5 separate regions of the Homo sapiens genome follow, and regions 1, 2, 4 and 5 are each linked to region 3. Evidence: chromatin contacts called from ENCODE Hi-C or POLR2A ChIA-PET data. All regions are on one chromosome and are shown on one strand. The core of a region is the stretch at or near the end of the contact, and the rest is flanking DNA. Distances in the headings are between cores, read along the strand shown. Region 1 holds the start of PEX11G (peroxisomal biogenesis factor 11 gamma). Region 2 overlaps ARHGEF18 (Rho/Rac guanine nucleotide exchange factor 18). Region 3 holds the start of TRAPPC5 (trafficking protein particle complex subunit 5). Region 4 holds the start of MAP2K7 (mitogen-activated protein kinase kinase 7). Region 5 overlaps SAXO5 (stabilizer of axonemal microtubules 5).

The links. Hi-C counts contacts between places; a loop is a spot of excess contacts on that map. ChIA-PET counts read pairs that join two places held with the same protein, here RNA polymerase II (POLR2A). Pooled maps may share reads with other maps.
Region 1: a pooled map shows a loop between it and region 3 (5-fold over the local background). The contact joins the promoter of PEX11G here to the promoter of TRAPPC5 in region 3. A Hi-C loop is called at or near these places in 8 of 50 pooled maps. POLR2A ChIA-PET finds 5 or more read pairs at or near these places in 5 of 52 experiments (CD4-positive, alpha-beta T cell, H1, HEK293 and 2 more).
Region 2: a pooled map shows a loop between it and region 3 (2.4-fold over the local background). The contact joins the enhancer-like site here to the promoter of TRAPPC5 in region 3. A Hi-C loop is called at or near these places in 1 of 168 maps with a recorded cell type or tissue (heart right ventricle) and 1 of 50 pooled maps. POLR2A ChIA-PET finds 5 or more read pairs at or near these places in 1 of 52 experiments (GM12878).
Region 4: a loop to region 3 is called in a map of heart left ventricle, with 4 times the contacts of the local background. The contact joins the promoter of MAP2K7 here to the promoter of TRAPPC5 in region 3. A Hi-C loop is called at or near these places in 6 of 168 maps with a recorded cell type or tissue (GM12878, dorsolateral prefrontal cortex, head of caudate nucleus and 3 more), 9 of 37 single-sample maps with no recorded cell type and 19 of 50 pooled maps. POLR2A ChIA-PET finds 5 or more read pairs at or near these places in 3 of 52 experiments (AG04450, CD4-positive, alpha-beta memory T cell and PC-3).
Region 5: a loop to region 3 is called in a pooled map, with 2.4 times the contacts of the local background. The contact joins the enhancer-like site here to the promoter of TRAPPC5 in region 3. A Hi-C loop is called at or near these places in 2 of 50 pooled maps. POLR2A ChIA-PET finds 5 or more read pairs at or near these places in 3 of 52 experiments (CD4-positive, alpha-beta T cell, H1 and activated naive CD4-positive, alpha-beta T cell).

What each region holds. Positions count from the first base shown.
Region 1 is chr19:7,487,721-7,490,420 of GRCh38, forward strand. It overlaps PEX11G (peroxisomal biogenesis factor 11 gamma), which reads right to left and starts at 1,315. Exons shown (of 5, transcript NM_080662.4): 1 at 1,231-1,315. The coding sequence starts at 1,290. RefSeq lists silencers at 1,062-1,121, 1,172-1,501.
Region 2 is chr19:7,423,820-7,426,519 of GRCh38, forward strand. The region is part of intron 10 of ARHGEF18 (Rho/Rac guanine nucleotide exchange factor 18); the gene reads left to right. Among named protein-coding and RNA genes, the nearest start is that of ARHGEF18-AS1, 30 kb to the left of the region's middle. Within about 2 kb of position 1,337, at least 5 of the 41 ENCODE cell types and tissues checked have a DNase peak (open chromatin) inside an H3K27ac peak, as active enhancers do.
Region 3 is chr19:7,679,583-7,682,282 of GRCh38, forward strand. It overlaps TRAPPC5 (trafficking protein particle complex subunit 5), which reads left to right and starts at 1,251. Exons shown (of 2, transcript NM_001042462.2): 1 at 1,251-1,296; 2 at 2,660-2,700. The coding sequence starts at 2,672. MCEMP1 (mast cell expressed membrane protein 1) reads left to right here. Exons shown (of 7, transcript NM_174918.3): 7 at 1-247. RefSeq lists silencers at 956-1,515, 2,481-2,700.
Region 4 is chr19:7,902,525-7,905,224 of GRCh38, forward strand. It overlaps MAP2K7 (mitogen-activated protein kinase kinase 7), which reads left to right and starts at 1,353. Exons shown (of 11, transcript NM_145185.4): 1 at 1,353-1,544. The coding sequence starts at 1,421. It overlaps LOC124904630 (a long non-coding RNA gene), which reads right to left and starts at 990. Exons shown (of 2, transcript XR_007067121.1): 1 at 897-990; 2 at 1-225. RefSeq lists enhancers at 630-1,207, 1,856-2,395 and a silencer at 1,565-1,914.
Region 5 is chr19:7,505,315-7,508,014 of GRCh38, forward strand. It overlaps SAXO5 (stabilizer of axonemal microtubules 5), which reads left to right. Exons shown (of 9, transcript NM_198534.3): 5 at 10-122; 6 at 203-312; 7 at 650-851; 8 at 1,742-1,827. Among named protein-coding and RNA genes, the nearest start is that of SAXO5, 9.1 kb to the left of the region's middle. RefSeq lists a silencer at 1,237-1,316 and an enhancer at 2,629-2,700. Within about 2 kb of position 1,322, at least 5 of the 41 ENCODE cell types and tissues checked have a DNase peak (open chromatin) inside an H3K27ac peak, as active enhancers do.

The DNA.
Region 1 (2,700 bases), core at 65-2,564, 190 kb before region 3:
CTCCCTTATATCTTTATTTTACCTGCTTTTCAGAAATTGCTTGTTCCTGTTGTTTTATTTATTTTTACTTGTAATTCCTTTCCAGCCCCATTATAATGGCAAAACACTGCAATCTGAATGTTCAACTCGGGGGAGATTTGTTAACCCACCCCCCCAATCATAAGATATTTGAATGGAATCTAAATGCCTAGCCACCAGTACACCGCCTGGTACAACCTGAATGTCTACCTATAAGAGACTGGTGGGGACAAGCTAAGAGTCCAGACTCAGGGGCATGGATGGCATAACCTAAATGTTCAACCATATGGGACTTGATTGGAACTAAAAACTGTCCAGCCATAGGGAGAGTCTTGCAATATCCTAAATCCCCACATGAGATTGTTTGGGACAACCCAGGGACCAACTACAGTGGCCCGGTCAGATCCTAAATGTCCAAACATGGGAATCTGTTTGGTATGTAAACGTCCAGCCAGGCTGGGTTGGCAGAGACGATCTAAATGACCAACTGGGGTTTTGTTGGAACCCATCGCTGCTTAGGCATGGCAGGGCCCAGGCCATGGCGTGTTCTTTGGTCTAGGTTGGCTGAAACAACCTAAATGCCCAACTATAGGGAATCTGGTTGGAAGTGAATGTCCAGCCACAGGGGAGCCCTGCAACATCCCAAATCCCAACACGAGATTGTTCAGGACAACTTCAGTGGCCTGGTCGGATCCAAAACGTCCAAACACGGGAATCTGGCCAGTGTGTCAATGTCCAGACAGGTTGGGTTGGCAGAAACTATCTAAATGTCCAACGCTGGCCAGACGCGGTGGCTCACGCCTGTAATCCCAGCACTTTGGGAGGCCGAGGCAGGTGGATCGCTTGAGGCCAGGAGATCGAGACCATCCTGGCTAACACGATGAAACTCCGTCTCTACTAAAAATACAAAAAAATAGCAGGGAGTGGTGGCGGGCGCCTGTAGTCCCAGCTACTCGGGAGTGCTGAGGCAGGAGAATCGCTTGAACCCGGGAAGCGGAGGCTGCAGTGAGCAGAGATCGCACCACTGCACTCCAGCCAAAATAAATAAATACATAAATGTCCAATGCTAGGGCACCGCATTTGAGCCTAGCTCGGACGGGGCCTCTGCGACGGAGTATCCTGGGCGACCCCGTCCCCTCTCTGGCCCGTTTCCCAGTCTCTGAGCTTGGGCCAAACTCTAGGACCTCCGGCCCCGGTCCGCCCCTGCCTCACCAGGCGGTCCCGGCCCCTGTACGACTCCAGCGCCGACGCCAGGCCGCTCAGCGACGCCATGGCAACTCCGTGACGTCACCGCGACGTCGGCGCGCCGCGCCAGGGGGCGGGGCCAGGCCGGGGTACCGGGAGCGCCCCAAAGGCTTGCGCGCAGGCGCGGCCGCAGGCCTTTGTCCCCCTGACCGGCTTTTTGTCCGCTGTAGGGGAGGGACAGAGTTTGCAGAGGTGGGGCCGACACGTGTGTGCTCTCCAGGCCTGCAGACCCTGGATCATCCTCGGAGTTTGCTGCATTCTGCCCCACGGCGGTTTGGCCAACTACCCACGCACAAAAAAATATATTTCTAAGTTTAACCAACTACCCACACGCTCCAAAAATATTCCAAGCAAAACCACCAACCTGTTCGCAGTGGTTCAAGGAGAGATTTTCCTTTTTAGTTTTTGTGCTTCACCTTTTCTGCACTGTCTGCCTGCCCGTAGTGAGCAGGAATGACTGCTGTAATATCACAACAAGGCATCTTTCGACGTTAAGGAAAGACGTTATCTTTGGACGTTAAGAATTGTTCTAGAATACATAAATAAAAAATAAAAATGCACAATTCAGTGACATTAGTACATGCACATGTTGGACAACCATCACCCCTTGCTAGTTTCGGGGTATTTTTATCACCCCCAAGAGAGACCCCCGTAGGAGACCAGCATATGCCCCTCTGAAATATGCGACCTTGGTGTAGGATTATTTTGAGCTGAGATCAATGAAGCTGATACCGGAAAAGCTCTCTGTTCTTCCCTGATTTGCCTCAAAGCAGGACCTAAAGGTACAAAGGTGCCCTCCTCCCCTCTCTACCAGGAAGGACAAAGGTTGATCACCAGGGACACCTTTAGACTCTTGTCTGGAGACGTCTTTTTTTTTTTTTTCTTTTTTTTTGAGACGGAGTCTTGCTCTGTCCCCAAAGCTAGAGTGCAGTAGCGCCATCTCTGCTCACTGCGTCCTCCGCTTCCCTGGTTCAAGCGATTCTCGTGCCTCAGCTTCCCAAGTAGCTGGGATCACAGCTGTGCACCACTGTGCCCGGCTAATTTTTGTATTTTTGGTAGAGTCGGGGTTTCACCACGTTGGCCAGGCTGTTCTCAAATTCCTGGCCTCAAGTGATCCGCCCGCCTCGGCCTCCCAAAGTGCTGGGATTACAAGCGTGAGCCACCGCACCCGGCCTCAATGTCCTTTTCCTTCGTCTTGTCACTTCTCCAAAAATTTGCTGCTATATGTTGAAGGTGCTATATAAGCAGGAGTTATATAAGCTATATAAGCCACCTCATTTCTCTTGGCATCTCCCATGTACACATAAGGTACACATGTTAATAAATTTGTTTTTCCCTTGTTAATTTTTTTTTTTTAGACGGAGCCTCGCTCTGTCGCCCAGGCTGGAGTGCAGTGGCACGATCTCGGCTCACTGCAAGCTCCGCCTCGCGGGTTCA
Region 2 (2,700 bases), core at 87-2,586, 260 kb before region 3:
CAGCCCGCATCCCTACACTTGGGAAAGGAAACAGAGGAAGTCGATCTAGTATTGATAGAAGCGAGCTGTGTGTTCTAGTGGCTCTAGTAGAAGTGAACCCAGAAGTGGATCTCATAGAAGCAAGCCATGTGAAAACTGACACACTATTGATTTGGGGTGGCATCAAAAATGGTGGCCCTCCACTTTGAGGTTTTTATGTTATTTACTTATTTATTTATTTCTGAGATGGAGTTTTGCTATTTTTGCCCAGGCTGGACAGTGCAATGGCGTGATCTCGGCTGACCGCAACCTCCACCTCCCGGGTTCAAGCGATTCTCCTGCCTCAGCCTCCCGAGTAGCTGGGATTACAGGCGCCCACCACCACGCCCGGCTAATTTTGTATATTTAGTAGAGAAAGGGTTTCTCCATGTTGGTCAGGCTGGTCTCGAACTCCCGACCTCAGGTGATCCGCCTGTCTCAGCCTCCCAGAGTGCTGGGATTACAAGCATGAGCCACCACCCCAGGCCGGAGTTTCTTTCTTGAGCTAGATTTTCTTGCAAGGTTACACTTATTAGCAAAGTCCTTGGGAAAAGCAATTTGGTAATGCAAGTCTAAACATCAGAAAGGATTTGTAACCTTTGCGTCCAAAATCTCGTCTCACGGAGGCTCTTGTATGAAATTGGAATGCCTCGAATGTCTAACAGCAGGGAAACGATTAAAGCGATACTTACAAAGTCTATAGCAACGTGAAATACTTGTGTGTTCCCTGCAACTATAACTGAACATGTACACCCGTGTCAATAAAGATGGGGGCACAGAGACATTTGTAAGTGATGGTAAGAGTGCTGGTCGATTTTAATTTAATTTTAAATTTTAGTTCACTCTTGTACTATTCATTAAGAAGGCTCAAATTTAGACTGGGCGCGGTGGCTCACGCCTGTAATCCCAGCACTTTGGGAGGCCGAGGCGGGCGGATCACGAGTTCAGGAGATCGGGACCATCCTGGCCAACATGGTGAAACCTCATCTCTACTAAAAATACAAAAATTTGCCAGGCATGGTGGCAGGTGCCTGTAATCCCAGCTACTTGGGTGGCTGAGGCAGGAGAATCGCTGGAACCCGGGAGGCAGAGGTTGCAGTGAGCCGAGATCACGCCACTGCACTCCAGCCTGGTGACAGAGTGAGACTACGTCTCGGGGAAAAAAAAAAAAAAGGCTCAAATTCAGGTAACAGTGCTATAGGTGATATTTCTTCATGAGCCCTTATCAGTATTTCCCGAGAGCCATTTCTTATCAGCCAGGAATCTTTGCAGATGAAGAGTTTGTACCACATTTGTACTTTTTTAAGACCATGACATGCAGCCAACTGGTTTTATGCCCAAGAATGTTCCACTTTGTTCCGCCCTTTTTTTTTCTAATGCCCCTAAGGTGACTCACCTATAGCAGTTTACCTTAGTTCTTATCTTCATTAAACAAGAGTAGGGCTCTGGCTTGGTCTTACACATTTAGAGAAATGCGTTCTACATCAATGGAAAAAAGGTGGGGGTCTCCCCCTACTTCCCCACAAAAAAAACAAACTTTTGAAGTTAAAGCTTATTAAGAATGGGCCGGGCACAGTGGTTCACGCCTGTAATCCCAGCAATTGGAGAGGGTGAGGCGGGCGGATCACGAGGTCAGGAGTTCAAGACCAGCCTGGCCAACATGGTGACACCCCGTCTCTACTAAAAATACAAAAATTAGCCAGGCATGGTGGCGGGTGCCTGTAATCCCAGCTACTCAGGAGACTGAGGCAGGAGAATTGCTTGAACCTGGGAGGTGGACGTTGCAGTGAGCTGAGATAGCGCCACTGCACTCCAGCCCGGGTGACAGAGTGAGACTCCGTCTCAAAAAAAAAAAAAAAAGCTTATTAAGAATTATGAGAGGCCGGGCACAGTGGCTCATGCCTGTAATCTCAGCACTTTGGGAGACCAAGGCAGGAGAATCGCTTGAGGTTAGGAGTTCAAGACCAGCCTGGGCAACATAGCAACACCCTGTCTCTACAAAAAACATAAAAATTAGCCAGACATATTGGTGTGTGCCCGTAGTCCCAGCTACTCAGGAGGCTGAGGCAGGAGGATTGTTTGAACTCAGGAGTTCGAGGCTACAGTGACCTATGAATGCACCACTGCACTCCAGCCTGGGCAACAGAGTGAGACCCTGTCTCAAAAATAAAATAAAATAAGAAAATAGGAAATTAGCCAGGCTTGGTGGCACATGCCTATAGTCCCAGCTACTTGGGAGGCTGAGGCAGGAGGATGGCTAGAGCCTAGCAGTTGGAGACTGTGGTGAGCCATGACTGCACCACTGCACTCTAACCTGGTCAACAGAGCAAGACCCTGTCTCAAAAAAGAAAAAAAGCAGCAAAGAATAACCTGGGCGCGGTGGCTCATGCCTGTAATCCCAACACTTTGGGAGGCTGAGGCGGGTGGATCACCTGAGGTTAGGAGTTGGAGACCAGCCTGGCCAACATGATGAAACCTGTCTCTACTAAAAATAGAAAAATTAGCCGGGCGTGGTGGAACGTGCCTGTCGTCCCGGCTACTCAGGAGGCTGAGGCAGGATAATTGCTTGAACCTGGGAGGCAGAGGTTGCAGTGAGCTGAGATTGCGCCAGCACACTCCAGCCTGGGCGACAAAGTGAGACTCTGTCTCAAAAAAAAAAAAAAAAGAAAAAAAGCACCAAAG
Region 3 (2,700 bases), core at 1-2,500:
TAAACATACTAGAGTATACTGCGGCGTGTTTTCTGTCTACCCATGTCATGGTGGGGGAGATTTATCTCCGTACATGTGGGTGTCGCCATGTGTGCCCTGTCACTATCTGTGGCTGGGTGAACGGCTGTGTCATTATGAGTGTGCCGAGTTATGCCACCCTGTGTGCTCAGGGCACATGCACACAGACATTTATCTCTGCACTCACATTTTGTGACTTATGAAGATAAATAAAGTCAAGGGAAAACAGCGTCGCTATGGGACCTGTTACTGGGGCAAGGGGAGGGGTTTTGGGACCTGGGGAGAGGGAGAGTCTGCACGTGACAATGACCCCGGGGCACCAGGGTGGGCGAGACTGAGTGCCCTGCGTGAGTACCTGTGCATCTGTGAATGAGTAACTCATTCCCTGTGTCTTCCCTGTGTCCCAGAGTGGGTGCCCCTGAGCATACAACATCTCCCTGAGTGTACCTGGGACCACGGATATATACAAGCCCTAAGCGTGTACCCACGTGTGTAATTGTGCCCGTGAGTGTATCTATGCCATTGAGCATGTATCCATGAGTGTACATGACCCTAAGGTACTATGTCCACCGCTCATGCATGCACTTGATTTGTTGTTGTTGTTGTTTGTTTTTGTTTTTTTGAGACAGGGTCTCGCTCTATCACCCAGGCTGGAGGGCAGTGGTACGATCATGACTCATTGCAGCCTCGACCTCCTGGGCTCAGGCGATCCTCTTGCCTCCGCCTCCCGAGTAGATGGGATTACAGGTTCACACCACCACACCTGGCTAATTTTTTTTAAAGAAGTGGGAGTCTAGCTATGTTGTCCAGGCTGGTCTCAAACTCCTGGCCTCAAGTGATTCTCCCACCTCCGCCTCCGAAAATGCTGGGGTTACAGGCGGGAGCCACCGCGGGCCACATGGATGCACTTGAGACAATTGAACCCATCCCCAAGGACATAGGAGTGCCTGGAAAAGCCAACAGGTGTGTCCATGTGCAAGGGTATACATTGGCCCATTGTCATACGTGCGCCCTGAGCAGGTGACTAGGCCTGCAAGCGTCCCCTCCAGCGTGGGCCACCCAGAGCCAGCGAGACCCTGGCCACGCGCGGAGCAGCCATCACGGCCGTGGGCCACGTCCCTGGGTCCGGCTCCGCGGACTCGCGCGCCCCCCTGCGGCCGCTCTCAGGCACCGCTGCGCGCGCCCCGCCCACACGCCTGGCCCGTCGAGCGCCTGCGCACGCAGCGCCTTTTACGGCGCCGTAAAGCAGCTCGGCCGAGCAGACTGCTGCGGTTCCTGGTGAGACCCTACCCACCCCCCTGCCCGCGCCGGGCCTCGTCCGCTCCCCGGCCCCTTCCCCGCGGGCGTGTGGGTCCCGGGCTGGGGTCTCGGCGTCCGCGATCCCGAGCCCGCTCGCTTCGGCCCCCCTCAGGAGGCTGCGAGGAGGGTGGGTTTCTCCCCAGTGTAGAGGTACGGGGCGAGGGTCGCGGGGCCCTGACCCTACGGCAGTTCAGCTCACTTCAGCCCCCATCGCAGCCCGGTGGTGGGGTCTTAACGATCCCTCTCCCATCTCGCGCGCCCAGGGCCCTCGCCACGGACGGATCTGCATGCTGGGGCGGGGGCGGCCCGGAGCCCCTGGGACACCCCTCCCCGCTGGTTCTCCCACCTCCCACGCAGACCTCGTTGGGGTCGGCTTAGCATCCACACACCTCCCCATGCATGGTGGGGGCGGGTTCTCAGCTGCCCCTCCGATCCCGTCTCGGCGCCCGCTCCCCACCCCATTTCTCTTCAGGAGCCCCCTACCCCATCTCCCTCTCCCCGCACCGACAGCTGATGGGAGGACCACAGTTGCTCAGCATCCAGCTTCCTTTCTGGAGAGCACGGGGGTGGGAGGCTCCCAACACCTCTGGGCCCCTCCTCCCAGCCTTCAGAACCCAGGCCCATCCGCGTCTCAAAGGACGAAGGGTTCCTGCGTGACACATCGGAGCTGCCTGCCTGAGGGCTTGGGGTTGGGGGTTACCCGCCCCTCCTGCCTGGCCCCACGGATCCCCCCTGTTAAAGCCCCCAACCCTCCTGGCTTTTGGTCTTGACACGCTCCTACCCCACTCCCACCCTCCACCCCCTTTACTCTGGCTTTCCGCAGGGGGCCGGCAGGAAAGTTCCCGAGGGTCGTCTGTGCTGGAGCGCAGGGCGGGGCAGGAGCGACTGCCCATATCCCCTCGTGGTGCCTCATCTTTGTCACCTCCCTGCCCTAGATCTGACGCCCCTCCCCCCATACACTAGTTTTCTAGTTACTCCTGTAGGTGGCGGAGCGGGCAGGAAGGCGCTTTCGCAATTGAACCGTCTGCATGCCCGAGGGTTGGGTGGTTTCGGCCTCCTCTTCTGTTCCCCCTCGTGTCTCTCCTCCCACCTTGTCCCCACTCCCGCTAGCCCGCTGCCTGCCGAGGGTATAAGACTCCCCCCTCCCTTGATTTATCTGGTTACGTGTAATCGAGGCGTGTTTTACGCGCATCTCTTTGCAAGTGGGAAGTCGGCACTGGAGCACACAACAGTGGCATGGGTCGAGGGTGTCCCAGGGCCCCTCGCGGTTCTCCCTCCTTTCCTCCCGGCCTGCTCCCCTTCCCATTGCCCCTGACACCTGCACTTCCTGGTCTCCCCGCAGGGTGGCGGCGGCATGGAGGCGCGCTTCACGCGCGGGAAGTC
Region 4 (2,700 bases), core at 103-2,602, 220 kb after region 3:
GCCCGGCTAATTTTCGTATTTCTAGTAGACACGGGGTTTCACCATCTTGGCCAGGCTGGTCCTCTCCTGACTTCGTGATCCATCCGCCTCGGCCTCCCAAAGTGCTGGGATTACAGGCGTGAACCACCATGCCCGTAACCTTTTATTTCATGTGACCAAGTAACACCCGTGTGCCAGAATCAAGGATGAGTCTCATGTTCTCAGAGCAGAGGCACAGAAGGCTGCCTGGAAGACGGAAAGGTAAAGACCTCAGCTATAACTCTACACTTGTGTGTGCTCCACCCACAAATCGTCACCAGAGGAGTTCCGACAAGCCGGTAACTCTCATCCCAAAGTGTTCCCTCGTTGGACCAGAAGCTGGAAGGGCACTTGGCAGAGTCTGCCTGGCCCTGGCCACCTCCCGGGTGTCCGCAAAATCAGAACTTCCTTCTCGCATCTAAGAGCAGAGGGAAGCCGCTCTTGGGGGGATCCCTGGGTTCCAGATGGGACATTTCCCCAGCACCCGTCGGACCACTTAAAGGAGTGGTTTAGGCTGCCGGGGGCCCAAGCACTGGCACCTAACCCCAGCGCCCCTCCTCAGATAGGAATTCTCCACGTCCAGGCGCTGGGCTCACGTTCCGGGTGCGAGAGAGATAAGGGGGGTGTCTTGAGGTTCTATGTGGGTCTGGCCAACAACTCTGGCCTTGACCTTGGCCCCGTCGCCGAGGGCAGGGGTCACACCGCTGGGTTCCCATGGCCGTCCCCTCCCCCCTGGCTTCGGCCAACTCTGAGCCTGCTGGGGCTGGCAAGAAGGGAAAGGGCTCTCGACGGAGCCTAATTACGGTGAGGAGGCGGCACCCCGCTGCCAGCAGGAGGCTAGGAGGTAATTAAGCACAAGAGGAATCCTAATAAAGCACCATCAGTGAGGAAGGCATTCCGAAGGGACGCCCAAGCCGACCGTGAAAAGCGAGGAGGCTGAGGCTGCACCGCCGTGGAGACCAGGGATCGACTGCCGCTTTGGGAACGAGGTTCCAGGAATGCGCATGCGCAAAAGCCACGCGGGCGAACACGGCTTCGCCTCGCTAAGCATGCGCGCCGTTTTCCCCGCCCACCGTCCTCAGAAGAATGGTGTTTCCTCGCAGCGCCTCTCTCAGGAGCGATCGGGAATTGGCGCATGCGCACTACGGTGGTGGTGGCGACGAAGGCGGGGGTTGCACGTTGCCTGCCTCGAGCTCTAGGTGGCGTCATCCTTCGGGCTGAGCCGAAGCACGCACGCGCGGAGGTTCGCACGCGGAGAAGGGCGGGTGCGCGCCGCGGGCATGCGCGGTGCGGGGCGAGACGGCGGCTCGACGGGGTCATCCGGGCGCAGGCGCAGTGCGGTGTTTGTCTGCCGGACTGACGGGCGGCCGGGCGGTGCGCGGCGGCGGTGGCGGCGGGGAAGATGGCGGCGTCCTCCCTGGAACAGAAGCTGTCCCGCCTGGAAGCAAAGCTGAAGCAGGAGAACCGGGAGGCCCGGCGGAGGATCGACCTCAACCTGGATATCAGCCCCCAGCGGCCCAGGCCCAGTAAGCACGGCGGCGTGGGGGAGGGGGCGGGCGGGCGGGGCGGGGCGCGCGCCGCGGGAGGCCCCGCCCCCACCACAAGGCCCCGCCCCCGCTTCCGGGGCGCTCGCTCTCCTCTCCGCCCCCCCCGCTGCGGGCTCGCGGGGCGAGGGTCACGGTGACCCGGGGGGCGTGGAGCCGGCGAGCTCCGGGGGGTTCGCACCCTCAGGGCTTGGGAGCCCAGTTCCCGGACCCAGGCGAGGCCCCCAGCTGATGACCCGCCCCCATCGCCGTGATCCTCTGGGTCGGGCTTCCCCGACTCCACGCGACAGTGACCACATCCAGGTCGCCCCGAAAACACAGACACGTCCCTGTTGACCTGATGCTACCACTCTCGTCATCTCAGGGACTGTCTGGCGCCCCCCTCCCCCGGCCTGGGGGCTTGTCAGCCCCGTGCAGCGACGATCTACGCACACGCGCACGCCTGGCTCGGGGACACCTGAGGTTACTTGACCACATAGAGCCCCTCCCCATCTCTTCTGACCCGAGGATTCTCCCTCTCGCTCTCCCTGTGACCGTGTCTGAGGTGGGGGGACGGGAGGGGGTCCCTTCTCCCCCTCTTGGCGACAGTGACCATGGCATTGGGCTCAGCAGACCCCCTCCCACATACACCAGGCCCCGCAAATCCCTGTGACCAGTTTCACTGCCACCATCTTGGTGAGCGTGTGGTGTCTGACCTCCAGAAATGCACATCGACCCCCAGCCAGCCCGGTGACTTTGTCACCTGTGTTCAAGTGATGGCTCCCCTTCCCTTCACACCCACACCCACCTGACCTGGGGACACCTGGGGCCAGTGTGACTCTAGGCCTGCTCCCGCCGCGCCCCAGCATACATCCACCTGCTTTCTGATCAGTCCCACCACCTCGGTACCTACCTCCCTGACACCTTGTCATCCTAGATCAGTACCTCTCGCTTCACACACACCTGGCCTGGGAACACTGACCATATCTAGTCTCCCGGCTTTTTCCCCAAGATCCTGGTCTCTAAATCCTCTGGGCTGGAGGAAATTAGATTTTCAAACCCTGTGAACACCACCCCTGACCCATGATCCTTTTTGTGTCTTTCTTGACCCAGTAAAATTCTCTCTTGTCTCCTCTGATGTGACCTTCGTAGTTTATTT
Region 5 (2,700 bases), core at 72-2,571, 170 kb before region 3:
TACGTACAGGTATGACAAGGCCCAGGCCACAGCCCACATCCACTGTGTAAATATCCGTCCTGGTGACGGCCTCTTCCGCGACAGGACCACCAAGGCCGAGCACTTCTATGCCAGGGAGCCAGGTGAGAGCCTGAGGCCCGCCCCGTCCCGCCTCCCACCGCAGCCTCCCAGGGCAGCTCTGCACCTGTTCCGCTTCTGGCAGAGCCTTTTGTTCTTCACCACGATCAGACTCCGGAGTCGCACATCCTGAAAGGAAATTGGTGCCCCGGCCCCGGCAGTCTGGACACCTTCATGCAGTACTTCTACGGCCAGGTGAGCAGGAAGAGCGAAAAGGCGGCAGGGAAAAGGGCTTCCCAGACAGAGCAAATAGCAGGTGCAGAAGTCCCAAAGTGGGAGTGAGCTTGATATGTATGCAGGAATCTCCTGGATGTACTTGAGTGATCTAGGGCGAGTCACTTAACCACTCCGATCCTCCTCCGTGGCTCCTTCTGTAAAATGAGATAAGAGTACCAACTCCCAGTGCTACCAGGTGGGGCCCAGAAGGGGTGAGGGAGCTGTCCAAGGTCACACAGAGCCCACCTCCTCCCTCCCCCCCGGGCCCGGGGACCTCTCGGACGCCGGAGCTTTCAAATGCCATGTGGTCCTACAGCCGCCACCCCCGACCCAGCCACCCAGCCGCCACGTGCCTCATGAGAAATTGCAGAGTCATGTGACCCTAGGGGAGCCAAAGCTACTCAAACGCTTCTTCAAGACCACCATGGGCTCGGACTACTGCCCTTCAGAGTGGAGACAGGTGCAGAAAGCGCCCAACCTCCACTTGCAGCAAAGCTACCTGCCGCGGGGCACGGGCGGTGAGCGCTCCCGGGAAGCCCCGCCCCATGGAGCCCCGCCCCGGGAAGCCCCACCCCCGAAAGCCCCGCCCCCATGGAGCCCCTCCCCATGGAGCCCCGCCCCCACGGAGCCCCGTCCCGGGAAGCCCAGCCCTGGAAGCCTCGCCCTTGCCACTGCTCTGGCCCCGCCCCTAACCAGCCCTCCCCTCCCCCGGCTTCATCCCCTGAAAGGCTAAATCCCACCCCCAATTGACCAGAACCCCAACTCTGCTCCTGGATAATCCCGCCCCTTCATGGCCATGCCTCTCCCCTTCATAACTCCATCCTTCTGGACACGGCCCTGCCCCTTCTCCATCCTCTCTTATCCAGTCTTAACTCCTCTTCCATTGTCAGACTCTGGCTCCGCCCCTGACCCGCTAGCCTGCCCTGCCTGGCCCTGCCCACAGACTCATCTGGCCCGGCCCCGCCCCTGACCTTCTTAGCCCTATGCCCTAGCTCTGGGTTCCTCCCCTAGCTCCTCCGTCCTCCTCCAGCTCCTCCCTCTTCCCAAGCTCCTCCCCCTTTCTCTGGCTCCTTCCTTTGTCCCAGCTCCTCCCTCTTTCCCAGTTCCTCCCTCTTCCCCAGCTCCTCTCTCCTCCCCTGGCTCCTTCCTCCTCCCCCACCTCCTCCCTCTTCCCCAGCGCCTACCTCTTTCCCAGCTCCTCCCTCTTTCCCAGCTCCTCCCCCTTCCTCTGGCTTCTCCCTCCTTCTTTGGCTCCTCCCTCCCCCCTCTCCTAATCCATTTTTCTCCCCTGGTCAACTTCAGCGCTGGCCTGGGCTTGGCTCTTGAACCCTTCCCTTGAACTTCACCACACCCTCAGCCCCGCCTCGGCCCACAGCCCTCACTCAGCCTCCCCAACCTGAATCTCCAGAATTCGATTTTTTAACCATGAACCAGAAGATGCTGAAGCCACACAGAACACCTCCGGCCCCGGTGACTGAAGAGATGCTACAGCGGGTAAGGGAGGCGGAGGGGAGCCACCCATCATTAGGCAACCCCCACATTGGTGTAGAGTTATCTCAGGACGACTATGCTGTCACCCTGTCTCAGAGTTAGTGATCACCCAGGCTCGGGGGCATCTTAATATCCCTTCAGCCTGAAGATCATCCCTAGCTTGGCCGGGTGCAGTGGTTCACGCTTGTAATCCCAGCGCTTTGGGAGGCCGAAGCAGGCGGATCACCTGAAGTCAGGAGTTCGAGACCAGCCTGGCCAACATGGTGAAACCCCGTCTCTACTAAAAATACAAAAATTAGTCAGGCATGGTGGCGCATGCCTGTAATCCCAGCTACTAGGGAGGCTGAGACAGAATTGCTTGAACCAGGGAGGCAGAGGTTTCAGTGAGCCAAGATCGCACCATTGCACTCTGGGCTGGGCAACAGAGCAAGACTCTGCCTCAAAAAAAGGAAAAAAAAAAATAGAGGTCATCTCTAGCTCACCCCCCAGGGTCATGTCAAGGTCAGCTCAGGGGCATCTTTGCACCACCACCACTGTTATACCCAAGACGAGGGTTAATTCAGAGCCACCCAGGATCACCCCAGCCCTGGAGTCCTTCCAGGGACACCCCTGGTTTCTCTCCATCTTCTTATCCAGCTCCTCATTCAGCCCAGCCTGGGGCCCTTTTTGCCCACCTCTCCCCAGAGTTCAACCTCCCCAGCCTTTGATGCTCTGGCTCTGTCCCTAGGCGGCCCCACCTTACCCCAGGCTTCACCTTCTGAAGGGCTAAATCCCACCCCAAATTGACCAGAACCCCAACTCCGCCCCTGGACAATCCCGCCCCTTCGTGGCCAAGCCCCGCCCCTGCATAACTCCACCCTTCTGGCCATAGCCTCG